Linked DNA regions of Homo sapiens: region 2 is linked to region 1. Evidence: chromatin contacts called from ENCODE Hi-C or POLR2A ChIA-PET data. All regions are on one chromosome and are shown on one strand. Each heading gives the region's core, a stretch centred on a gene start or an enhancer-like site at or near the end of the contact. The rest is flanking DNA. Distances are from core to core; before and after follow the strand shown. Region 1 has its middle 39 kb from the start of PTGFRN. Region 2 holds the start of TRIM45 (tripartite motif containing 45).

The links. Hi-C counts contacts between places; a loop is a spot of excess contacts on that map. ChIA-PET counts read pairs that join two places held with the same protein, here RNA polymerase II (POLR2A). Pooled maps may share reads with other maps.
Region 2: a loop to region 1 is called in a pooled map, with 1.8 times the contacts of the local background. The contact joins the promoter of TRIM45 here to the enhancer-like site in region 1. A Hi-C loop is called at or near these places in 1 of 168 maps with a recorded cell type or tissue (naive thymus-derived CD4-positive, alpha-beta T cell) and 6 of 50 pooled maps. POLR2A ChIA-PET finds 5 or more read pairs at or near these places in 1 of 52 experiments (PC-9).

The regions. Positions count from the first base shown.
Region 1 is chr1:116,868,117-116,874,223 of GRCh38, reverse strand. No RefSeq gene overlaps it. Among named protein-coding and RNA genes, the nearest start is that of PTGFRN, 39 kb to the left of the region's middle. RefSeq lists an enhancer at 2,903-3,197. Within about 2 kb of position 2,308, at least 2 of the 41 ENCODE cell types and tissues checked have a DNase peak (open chromatin) inside an H3K27ac peak, as active enhancers do.
Region 2 is chr1:117,119,485-117,125,591 of GRCh38, reverse strand. It overlaps TRIM45 (tripartite motif containing 45), which reads left to right and starts at 3,843. Exons shown (of 6, transcript NM_025188.4): 1 at 3,843-4,878. The coding sequence starts at 4,391. RefSeq lists an enhancer at 3,409-3,578 and a silencer at 3,889-4,078.

The sequences.
Region 1 (6,107 bases), core at 1,059-3,558:
CAAGCCTAATCTGCCAAAGCCTGTGACTATTCAATGCCTAAAGCAACCTTTGTGCCTCCAACTATGTATTAACAAGAAACAGGCTATGAAAGCTGTGCAGCAGTCCTCCCACCCCAAAGGGCAAACTCATCACTTCCTGCCTCAGACATAACCATGGGGAATAATGGACACAGAAGCACCTCCCACAGGACGGACGGCTGACTCCTGATGTTTAAGAAGAGAGTCCCCTCTGTTCTTGCTCAGCAGGATTTGATAATTACTATAGATCGACTTCTGGGACTTTCACATTTTCTGACTGGTAGTTTTAATTGTGGTTTTCTTGTTCTTACTACATCACTGCATATGTAGTGGGTTATGGGAAAGATAACTAATCTTTTAGTTTATGGTTTGTGCTATGGTTTGAATATGGCTCCTCCAAAATTCATGTTGAAACTTAATCCCCAATGTCATCATAGTAAGGGGTCGGGGGGTAGTCTTCAGCAGGTGACGACATCACGAATGAAATTAGTACCCTTATAAGAGGGCCTGAAGGGAGTCTGGCCCTTTTTTGCCCTCCCACCATGTGACAATTCAGCAATAGGTGCCATCTTCGAGGCAGAGAGCCCTCACCAGACACTAAATTTGCTGGTGCCTTAATCTTCGACTTCCTAACCTCCAGAATTGTAAGAAATAAATTTATATTATTTATAAAGTACACAGTCTAAGGTATTTTGTTATTGCAACCTGAACAGACTAAAACAGCTTGCAAGATTGTGAACATCATATCTGGATTTGAAGACGGAGACTACACTTCACTCAGAGATCTTGACTTTGATCTGGAGGCAGTCCCTGGGTTTCTTCCCCTTGAGGAGGGATTGTGTCCTACATGGGGATGCCCATATATTTGGGGAGGCCAAAGGGATAAACTGTAGCAGAGAGACTGTTTAATTGTCTCACAACATTTGTTTTCTTCTATTTTAAAGTATTAGGACCTTAAATGTTTAGCTAGGCACCTGCTGCTAGAAGGACTGCTTCCCAGTCTTCTTGATTCTCTCCCGGTCATGGGATTAACGTTTGGTTAGTTAGATGTAAGTAGAAGTAGTGTGAGCAACTTCTGGAAAGTGTTCTTAAAGGCAGGGAGCTTTTCCTGCTCTCTACCTTTTTCTTCTTTCTCCTGGATGGAATGGGATATGCGGGATGGAGCTCAAGCATTCATTTTGGACGATAGGATGATTTAGGAAGTGGAGATTATGCAGTTAAGGCAGAAAAATAAAAATAAAAAAAATCTGATTCCCTGCACTGTGGAGCCCTTTACCATCTGTGGACTACCTATTCAGGCTTATATGAAAGAGAAATAAACTTTCATGTTGTTTAAGCCACTGGTTTTTTTTTTTGTTATTGTTTTTTAAGGGAGGTGAAGGTGTTGGGGAGTAGGGAGAGTTCAATATCCTGCTGCCAAACCTAATCCTAACTAATTCATGACAAGTTACTTTTTTGAGTTACTCCAGTTTCCCTGAAATGGGCAGATCTGGGGGCCAAAGACCAAAGTGGTTTAGAGAGACCACAAATTGAAGTAAACATGATGCCATCTTATTCTGTGACATGTCAGTTAGAGGAGAATTCCAAGCTTAGGGAATTTGCATTCTGTCATACCACAATTTATATCATCATCAGTATCTCTAGGAAAAAGGGTTACCTATCTCTCTTTGTACTGAGACACTGGAACTTTAGAAACCCAAATTCATTTATTCCTATGGGTTTTAGCCAAGGAACTTGCCTGCAAAGCTTCCTGATTAGACAACCGTCTGCCAGGTTGGTTTGGGAAAAAGTGCTCAACTGGCACAGAATATCTATGGCTCTGGAAAATGACTAAACTATTCCAAACGGTTTTAAAAGCAAATCCATTTTTAATATCTCAACAACTGTTTCAATTTTGTTCTACCTAGTTTGGTATAAATCTATTTTTAATTTCTAGCTCCTTACAGCCTCAATTGACTTCAGTTTTTATGTGGAAATTTTTATATCTTATTTCTTCCAAATTCTACTTTATTAATTTGATGCAGTTGTAGTCTGCCTCTGATTCCACGTAATTACTTAATCATTTCACTATAATATTGACTCAAAGATTTTGTTATTGGTTACCTAAATATTACTAGTTCCCTTCCATTTCCTCTCTTGCACAATGACAGCGCTTGTTTATAAACCTGCTTTGAAATCACCAAGGGTGAGGAGCAACATCAAGATAAAGTACTGTGTTGTTCTTTCCTTGGAAATATGCCTTGGCTTAAATTTGAACTTGGGGTATAAATTGTAGAAGATTCTGCCAAGAGCGCTCCAGTTCTGATATGTGGCGTTAGTTGAATTTCTGCTTCCAAGCAGGTTATTATGCAACTTGAGGGAGATGGGAAAGAAGGGTCAGGCAGGAAAGGATGGATTTTATTCCCGGGCTATAATACTGTCATCATATTCAGAAATCCACATCTCCTTTTCTCCTTCCTTTTCTGCTGTCTCCTTTCCTTCCTCATTTTCTTTTTTGTAAATTTTCCAGTTACTTCCCTCCCACCATCTCCCCTCCCTTTCTGCCTTCCTTCATCCCACAAGTATTCACTGAATACCCTGGTAGTTAATCTTTAAAGATGGTGCCTCGCCAGGCGCCATGGCTCACGCCTGTAATCCCAGCACTTTGGGAGGCTGAGGTGGGTGGATCATGAGGTCAGGGGTTTGAGACCAGACTGGCCAACGTAGTGAAACCCCATCTCTACTAAAAATACAAAAAATTAGCCGGATGTCGTGGCGAGTGCCTGTAATCCCAGCTACTCGGGAGGCTGAGGCAGGAGACTCGCTTGAACCTGGGAGGTGGAAGTTGCAGTGAACCGAGATCATGCCACTGCACTCCAGCCTGGTGATGGAAAGAGACTCTGTCTCAGAAAAAAAAAAAGAAAAAGAAAAAAGTTGGTGCCCCCAGTGAACTTGGAGGGGTCACATGTAGGCACTCCAGACAGTGGGCGGAGCTGAACTCCTGGCCAGTAGCCAGCATCCTGTGTCAGCCAAGTCTATCAGATGACTCCCGTCCCAGCTGCCATTTGACTCCAACCACATGAGAGATTCCCAAGGAAGAACCACCCAGTTGAGCCCAGTCAGCCTATGAGATTGTGAGATTCTAATAAACTGTTGTTTCAAGTCCCTGTATTTTAGGATGGCTTATGATGCAGCAATAGATCATTGAAATGAGCATTTACTATGAACCAGGCACTGTTCTAGAACCTGGAGAGTAAACAAAACAAAAATCTGTGCCCTCATATACCCATATGCTAATGAGAGATAGTCAATAAAAAAGATAAATATACAAAGGGTAATAAAAGCCAAGAAGAAAAAAAACAAAGAAAGGGAATATGAAGCATGGAGATGGTGGAGATGTTTTGGTTAGGTAGCCAGGAAAGGACTCACTCAGAAGATGACTTTTGAGTACAGAACTAAGAGAAGTGGGGAATCAGGCATATGGTTATCTGGGGGAAGAGTGTCTTGGGGGAGCAAATAGTAACTGCAAAGTTCCTGGTGTGGGCATCTGTCTGGTATATAGTCAAGGAACAGCACAGAGGCCAGCGTAGATAGGGCAGAATGAACAAGGGGGAGGTAGTTGGCAATGAGGTTGAAGAGGCAAGGGGTGCAGATCAGTAGGGTCCCGCAGGACAGAGGAAGGACTTTGGCCTTCATTCCCGATGAGAGCCTCTGGAAGACTTTGAGCTGAGGAGTGATGTCATTTGGCTCATGATTTAACAAGATCACTCTGGTTGTTCTGTTGAAACAAGAGAAAGCCAGGGCAGAAACAGGCCCATTAGCAGCGTTTGTGATCATGCAGGAGAGAGACGATGGTGACTGCGATCGGGGGGTGGCAGGGGTAAATGGTGAGGGAAAGGGTACATTCTAGGTTTATTTTGAAAGTATGATTGATAAATGTCTGGGCGCAGTGGCTCACACCTGTAATCCCAGCACTTTGGGAAGCCAAGGCAGGCAGATCACTTGAGCTCAGGAGTTTGAGATCAGCCTGGCCAACATAGCGAAACTCCGTCTCTATTAAAAATACAAAAATTAACCAGGCATGGTGGTGCATGCCAGTAGTCCCAGCTACACAGGAGGCTTGATAAGAGAATTGCTTGAACCCAGGAGGCAGAGGTTGCATTGAGCTGAGGTTGAGCCACTACACTCCAGATTGGTGAACAGAGAGAGACTCTGTCAAAAAAAAAAAAAAAAAAAAAAAAAAAAAGAGAGAGAAAGTGTAGTTGATAATAGATTAAATTTGGGTTGTGAGAGAAAGAAGTAAAAAATAAAGATCTGAGAAACTAGAAAATGAAGATCACATTAACTGAGTCGGAGAATGCAGCAGAAGGGGCAGTCTGAGGCAGAATAGCCGGGGTTTGTTCTTCATTGTCTAATCTGTGCCATTCCTTCTCTTTCCTTCTTTCTTTCCTTTCTTCTTCTCCTCCTCCCCCTCCTCCTCCTCCTCCTTCTCCTCCTCCTCTTCCTCCTTCCTCCTCCTCCTCTTCTCCTTCCTTTTCATCTCCTTCTTTTTCTTTTTCTTTTTTTTAAGATGGAGTCTCACTCTGTCGCCCAGGCTGAAGTGCAGTGGCGAGATTTCGGCTCACTGCAACCTCTGCCCCCCGGGTTCAAGTGATTCTCTTGCCTCAGCCTCCCAAGTATTTTTGTATTTTTAGAAGAGACGGGGTTTCACCATATTGGCCAGGCTGCTCTTGAACTCCTGACCTTGTGATCCACCTGCCTTGGCCTCCGAAAGTGCTGAAATTACAGGCATGAGCCACCGTGCCCAGCCTTTTCATCTTGTTCTGTTTCATTGAACTGGGATGCCTCTCTACCCAGTTTGAGATGCATATAATGTACCCAGTCATTTCCCAGAGCACATTATTCAAGACCCCCCCATGTTAGTAATTGCAGGAAGTCCAAAAGGGAAAGCTAGCCTTTCCCCCTCCAAATCCATAGCTACTATTTTAGGTCCAGGGAAACTTGAGTGCAAAGTGTCCAGTCCTGTTTGGTCTTACCTTAGTGTACTCACTGGGCAGAGAGATACTTGGCCAACATGGGTCATGTTCCAAACAAGGCAGTTGGGTAGTCTCCTCCTCTTGTAACAGCCACTGAGATTTGGGATAACATGCCTCGCCTTGGCAGCAGCATCATTCTAAGAACTGATCCATTCCCCAGAGTTATGCTAGTGACCTACTCACAACCCAATCTCTAGGACTGCTCAGGAGAAGGACACTTTGGTTCCCTCATTCCGTTGCTTTCTCAAGCAGAGTTAGGCATCTCATGGACACATAACAGCAGAGATCTGGGCTGAGGAGCAATATAGCCACAAGATGATTTAGAACCTTGGTAGAAGAAAAGGTAGGTTAGAAAATTCAAAGTGGTTGAGCCTTTCTGGTGGAAGGTAAGAATTTCAGGAAGTTGAAACAATTCAGAATCATCAAGTCCGGAAATAGAAGGAATACCTGAGCCCCATGCTCCACCTGCCTTATGGTGGGTCTTTGAGGAAAGGTGCTCTTCATATGCTCAGTTGTGAGGACCTTATACTGTAGTTGGTCTTAGCCAGTAAATACCGAATAGTGAGTAAGTCTTAAGGATTGCAATCAGGAGTGTGCTGCTAAATGTTTAACCACTGGCTTCCCTGGGGGATGCAGGGAGGAAACCCTGACTGATAGAGCTGGCCAATTTTCTTGGTGTAAATACACCCATCATGACTGATTTCAAGTTACTAATGTGACATCACTCAATGTGAAGTTGGAAATGCATAGTAGCTCATCATTTTGTATAAAATTTTTATCAGTTGCAATAGATATTGTCACACACGTCCATGTGAAGAGACCACAGAACAAGTTTTGTGTGAGCAACAAGGCTGTTTATTCCACCTGGGTGCAGGTGGGCTGACTCTGAAAAGAGAGTCAGCGAAGGGAGATAGGGGTGGGGCCATTTTACAGGATTTGGGTAGGTAATGGAAAATTACAGTCAAAGGGGGTTGTTTTCTGGCGGGCGGGGCAGGGGTCACAAGGTGCTCAGTGAGGGAGCTTCTGAGCCAGGAGAAGGAATTTCACAAGGTAATGCCATCAGTTAAGGCAGGA
Region 2 (6,107 bases), core at 2,594-5,093, 250 kb before region 1:
TCTTGGTTGAAGGTGGTCCTGTTTGTCCTCCCATTACTTGAGATCACCATTCTCTCCTTCATCAATAACAGGTCTTTATTAAATGACTACTGTCTAGGTTGCCAAGATTTTCCATCTTAACAGAGAGAGTATACATGTATGTATGTGATATATATAGTGTGTAAATATATACACATATGTAAATATATACACATGCATATATATACACACATAATAAATAAAAACAATACCACAAGGTAGCACAAACTGCAAAGTGAATAATATAGGCAAAACAGCATTAGGCTTGAATCTGGAGCCCTGAAATAAGAGAAAGCTTCAAGGGGGTAGTGTGAAGTAGGGCTTTCATAGAAGGAAGGGTAGGTTTAAATAATAAAGGAAGGAGAATGTTGCCGACAACTTGGCAAACACCAAGAAACGTGCTTGGCAATGTTTAGGGAATAACTAAACAAGCAGTTTTATGAATCTATTGAAGAATGCAGATATTATCCTACAAAAATGGGGAGCTACTGAAAGTTTTAGAATGAAGACTGACTTGTATCATGTTTTTATATGTTTTTACAATTAATTTGGAAGAACTGTGTAGATCAAAAAAAATAAAGGGCAGGGATAATTCAGACACTATTGTAATACTTAAGGTGAGGGTGATAAAGAGCTATAGCATCTTAAAAAGTGTATGCAGTGAGGTGTTGGCAGTGGGGATGGAAAGAAATCGGTGTCTGCCTGGATATGGAACAAGAGAAAGGAGGCCAGCAGCACTATAAGGTTTCATGCAGGAGGGAAAGGAGAATGATGATACTCTGGAGAGAATCAAATAGGAAAATTCAGAGAGTGCAGTTCAGTGAGCAAAGAAGTTCAGTGAAGTTTAAGCTATGTGGGACTTGGTGATAGGAACATATTTGAGTGCAGATTTAGAAATCTATGTCAAAAGCTCAGGGGAGACATCAGTACTGGAAGCGTTGGTCTGGGAATCATCCACGTGAGGAAATGTAGACGCAAAGGTAGGAGATAAAGTGGAGGAAGGGGAACTAGTGAGGATGGAGGGTGTGAGAAGCAGCCCAAGAGACAGAAGGTTAGGAGAGTAGAGTATTTCAGAAGTCAAGGAGGAGGCAAGTTTTAAGGATGAGGAAGTACAAAAAATGGTAAATACTAAAGAGATTGCCTATTGAGAAAAGGCCAGCAATATGGTCACTCATGATCTACAAGAAAGTCTCAATAGGAAAGAGGGGAGGAATAAATCGGTGGTGATGGTTATAAAAAGATGATGAAAGCAGACAGTGAGACCACCCTTTTGAGAAATATAGGGGCGAGAACCACCACTATTAATACGTTGAAGGGGAGCTAGATCAAAAGACGATTTGCTTCCCCTTTCAGGACTTCATCAGAACTCTTGGCAGAAAAACTGACTGAAACATAGGAATAAGGTTTTGAGGAAGCAGGAGAGGTTGGGATAAAAAACAAAAATCTTGAGGAACTAATCTTGGCACTAAAGAATGGCAGTCAGGAGAGGTAAGAGAGGAGGTGTGAGGAATCATGGATTTTTTAAGTAGAAAGGCGAGGCAGTTCTTCAGACAACCTTGTTTTTCTCATCAATGGAAGGGAATTAGCTGCAGCATGTGTGAGGGATTTGATGCTTAATAAACTGAGAAAGGAAAGGTAGAGGTGGCCAGGCGCGGTGGCTCACGCCTGTAATCCCAGCGCTTTGGGAGGCCGAGGCGGGTGGATCACCTGAGGTCAGGAGTTCGAGAGGAGCCTGCCCAACATGGTGAAATCCAGTCTCTACTAAAAATACAAAAAATTAGCCAGGTGTGGTGGTGCATGCCTGTAATTCCAGCTACCTGGGAGGCTGAGGCAGGAGAATCGCTTGAACCCTGGAGGTGGAGGTTGCAGTGTGCCGAGATCCTGCCATTGCATTCCGGCCTAGGCAACAAGAGCAAAACTCAATCTCAAAAAAAGAAAAAAAAAAAAAGGGAAAGGTAGAGGTAGCCCGAATATAATCTTAGATATGGCATCATAAGGTTGTGTTCAAGTTCCAGATATGTTAACTTGGGCTGGCCATCCAAGACCTGGCAAGACCTCTTTGAGGCCATTTCCTTACAATATTGTTAAAGGTTAAATGAGATACTGCTAAATGAGATATTGCACGTGTAAATTATGAAGTACTTCTGAAACAAGAGAAGCTTGAAACTACTACCACAAGAAATGTGATACAGTATGAACAAGAGATGAAGTAAAGCACAGCCAAGCAGCAGGGAGGGTAAAGGTGAAGTTCAAAGCAAGAATATATAGCAAACCCAAGTCCACACAGTTTTTGTGACTTCCTCCAGCCTACTGGAGAGGCGAATGCCGATTTTGAGAGTAGATGCAAGAAGGACAAGAGGCTGAAAAAAATCTAGGTAAGGACTATTTAAAAATCTTTGGAGATATGCTTAACATTTGGAAATTACTTGCACATTTTATATAAAGGTGGCATTTGACTCATTGGCGTGTTATATTTTGGAAATGGCCAAACATTTCATTTTTATATTTTATAATGGTTTTTTTTTTTTTTTTCATATTTTGGGGTTAACTTTTTTTCAGATTCCATACTTTTAAAAGCTTAGGCTCCAGACACTATGCCTATAGCATGAAACAGATAATGAAGGAATCAAGTGAAACAGTCGCCCACTGGGTACAAATTAAGTAGGGAAGGTCATGAACAAAGAAAGCAGTGAGGGCCCAGTAGACAAGCTGACGCAACTGGAGATAACAACAGGTGGAGGGGAAAGGAGCAGCTGTTTCCATTTTTGGAATTTTGGAGAATCAGGAGACGCCTGGTAAGGCCAGAGAAGGTGGCCGTGTAATTATAAAGTTAAAGGGGTCGGACGTGTTCATCTTCCCAATTAGTTTTAAGCCCACAAAGGGCTTGTCCCTCATTGCCACCGTCCATTGTCTCACTGTGACCAGGCAGGAGCCCTCCGTGATTGACTGATAAAAACAGCGGGTCCAACTCGCTCAGCTCGTTTCTGTTACACAGGACTGTGGAATCCCGGGTGACATTCAACTCCTTAGGTCATCTGCACTCCCCCCGGACCGGAAAACAAAGCCTTCCCGAGCCCGACAAGGAGGGTGGCGCTCCCTGGCCCGGCCGAAGTAAGCCCTCCATTCGACACCTCGGCTCCACGGTCTCCCGAACCGGTCCCCGTAACGCGAGCCTGAGATGCCCTCACCCCCGAAAAATACCCAAAGTCGGGGAGCCGCGGGAGTGCTTGTACCCAGCACGCTAGGCCTGAGGGACCTGTGAGCTACAGTAAGCGCCTGAGGACAGAGGGGAGCCTCGCAGCCTCAAACCCGCGTGGAGGAGAAACGTCTGGCGCCCCCGAGCGGCCGAGACCTCGGGAGCCCGAAAAACGTCTCCCACTCCCAGCGCAGAGCCAACTGACAGTGCCATCCACCAATGGGAGAACCCAGTCTGCGTTCGTGGGACGAGTCCGAGGGCAGAAAGAAGGCCGTCCCGGCGCCAAATCAGCGTGGCTTTTTAAGAGGTCCTGAGGCCTCTCTGGTCACCACAGAGAGAGGGACAGTCCCTGTGAAACGGTGACGCTGACTACACTATGCCGCTCGCTCCGAGCCTTGGCCTTTTCCTCCCGCCGCACTCTAAGCCCTTCGGCCGCCCCGCCCACGGCCTTGTCAGGTCCCGCCCCCCGCGTGAGTGGACTGGCGAAGATGTGGAATTTCCAAAACTTATTGGATGCTTAGTGGCGTCACTCTGGAGGGCGGCGGGGCCCGGAGCGGCGAGGGCCGCCGCTCTCGGACGGTGATTGGACTCGCCGGAGTAGACCGGGCTGGGATTGGTGTGAGGAGGGGCCAGAGCCCGCGGGCGTCCCGGGCCGAGGCGCGGGAGAGGCGGTGGACACCGAGAAGCCCGCCGGCGGCTTGCAATTCCCTCACCCGGCGCGCGCCTTTCGCAGAGGGAAGGAGCAAGAGGGCCCCTACCTCATCGTGCGCGGGTGGGGTCGGCGCTTGTCGCGTGTGGCGCGCAGTGGGGCGGGCGGCGGGAGGGGGGTGGCAGTGGAGGGAGCGAGAGGTGCAGGGGTGACTTTGTTGGCAGCAGGACTAGCTGGAGAGCTAGACCTGGAAGCGCATCCGGGGAGGACTTGCGGGGCAGAGGAGGGCGTGGGCGTGTCTGGTGTGGGATGCAGTGGAAAGGAGGGGGCCCTCCTGAGTAGATCTGTGGGTGATTCCTTCGAGGACGCCTCGTCTTCCCGTCTGCCCTTTTATTTGTCAGCGAGGGAGTCCCCATGGTCTCTGTTCAAGTTCTGGAGACTTTCTCTTTGGGTGGGCTTAATCACCTGCTACTAAATCGTAGAACTGCCCAGGGCCCTTTCTAATATTGGTCACAAACGTGAGGAGTATGTCAGAAAACAGAAAACCGCTGCTGGGCTTTGTAAGCAAACTCACTAGTGGGACTGCACTTGGGAACTCAGGCAAGACTCACTGCCCCCTGTGCTTGGGGCTTTTCAAAGCCCCCAGGCTCTTGCCTTGTTTGCATACAGTTTGCACCACGTGTCTGGAGCAGCTGGAGCCCTTCTCAGTAGTGGACATCCGAGGGGGAGACTCTGACACAAGCTCTGAGGGGTCAATATTCCAGGAACTCAAGCCACGAAGTCTGCAGTCGCAGATCGGCATCCTTTGTCCTGTATGTGATGCTCAGGTGGACCTGCCCATGGGTGGAGTGAAGGCTTTAACCATAGACCACCTGGCCGTGAATGATGTGATGCTGGAGAGCCTACGTGGGGAAGGCCAGGGCCTGGTGTGTGACCTGTGCAACGACAGGGAAGTAGAGAAGAGGTGTCAGACCTGCAAAGCCAACCTCTGCCACTTCTGCTGCCAGGCTCATAGGTAAAGATGGGACACTCCATCAGGTGTAGCTTAAGAGCAGATTACAAAGAGGTGTCAAGACAAATCCCTCGGTGAGCAGATGAAAAGGAAAGCCTTCTCAAATACCGTGGAAGGTCAAAGAGCAATATAACAATGCAATAGCAAATACTCCAGTACAACAGTTAACCCGGTTAGCCTAATATAGTACCTAATATATAGCCTAATATAGCAATAGCAATAAACCCTTTCAATTTACAAAGTGCAGCTACAGTTTCCTTCAGTCATTCGTGTAGTGAATAATTGTACTGGGTGCTGGAGAAACAGGAGAATGAATATAACAGCATAGATCCTGTTCTTGATCTCCTTCGATCTTGCAACTCTTACAGAAAAGCAGGCCCTGTTTTCGCCCCCATTTATTAATTGGGGAAACAAGCTCAGCAATATTATGTGATTTGCCAAGGTCCTACAGTTGGTAAGTGTGTAACAGAACTGAGTATTAAATCCAGATCATTTTGACTACATTCCAGTAACCCATGCTGTGCTCCTAGAATAGGTGATGATGATTGGCCGGACCTCAGCTTTTGCTTTGTGTACCTTAGAGTTACTCTGGAGCTTGGTGAGGTGGGCTGGTAGGTGTTAATTGGGGTGCAGACTATGTGTTTTATGGCATTTGGTGAATAGTTTGTCAGATGGATCACTTTTGTCCCTTCGTACTCTTACCTTACCCCATCCTAGGACACCAGAATATAAAATGACCACAGTTTTAGGATTAGCCTAAAATAGGTTTCGGGTTCTACTTCCATTTGTTTTCTGGCTACACTAACAGAACAAGTTTGTAGACTTCACTCTATTTTTAACTTGTAATTATGTGATAGTCCCTGCGACTGTCTTGCTGCCAGCCAAACCAGCTAACCCTATTTTCTCTGCAGCCACTCTTCTGGTGCCAGAATAGGCATATAAGCTTCAAATTGATACAATGCTAATGGAGGAACTCTGAACAGTCACCATGTTTTCCTAAGGATTTCCCTACATCTCTAGAGGGCTACTATAGGAAAGGAATTAGAAAGAGAGCTTTGATTCTACTAACCATTGGTTTCACACTTTCTTTTCTCTTTTTTTTTTTTTCTGAGATGGAGTCTGGCTCTAGTCGCCCAGGCTGGAGTGCAATAACACAATCTCCACTCACTGCAACCTCCACCTCCTAGGTTCAAGCGATTCTCCTGCCTCAGCCTCCCCAGTAGCTGGGATTA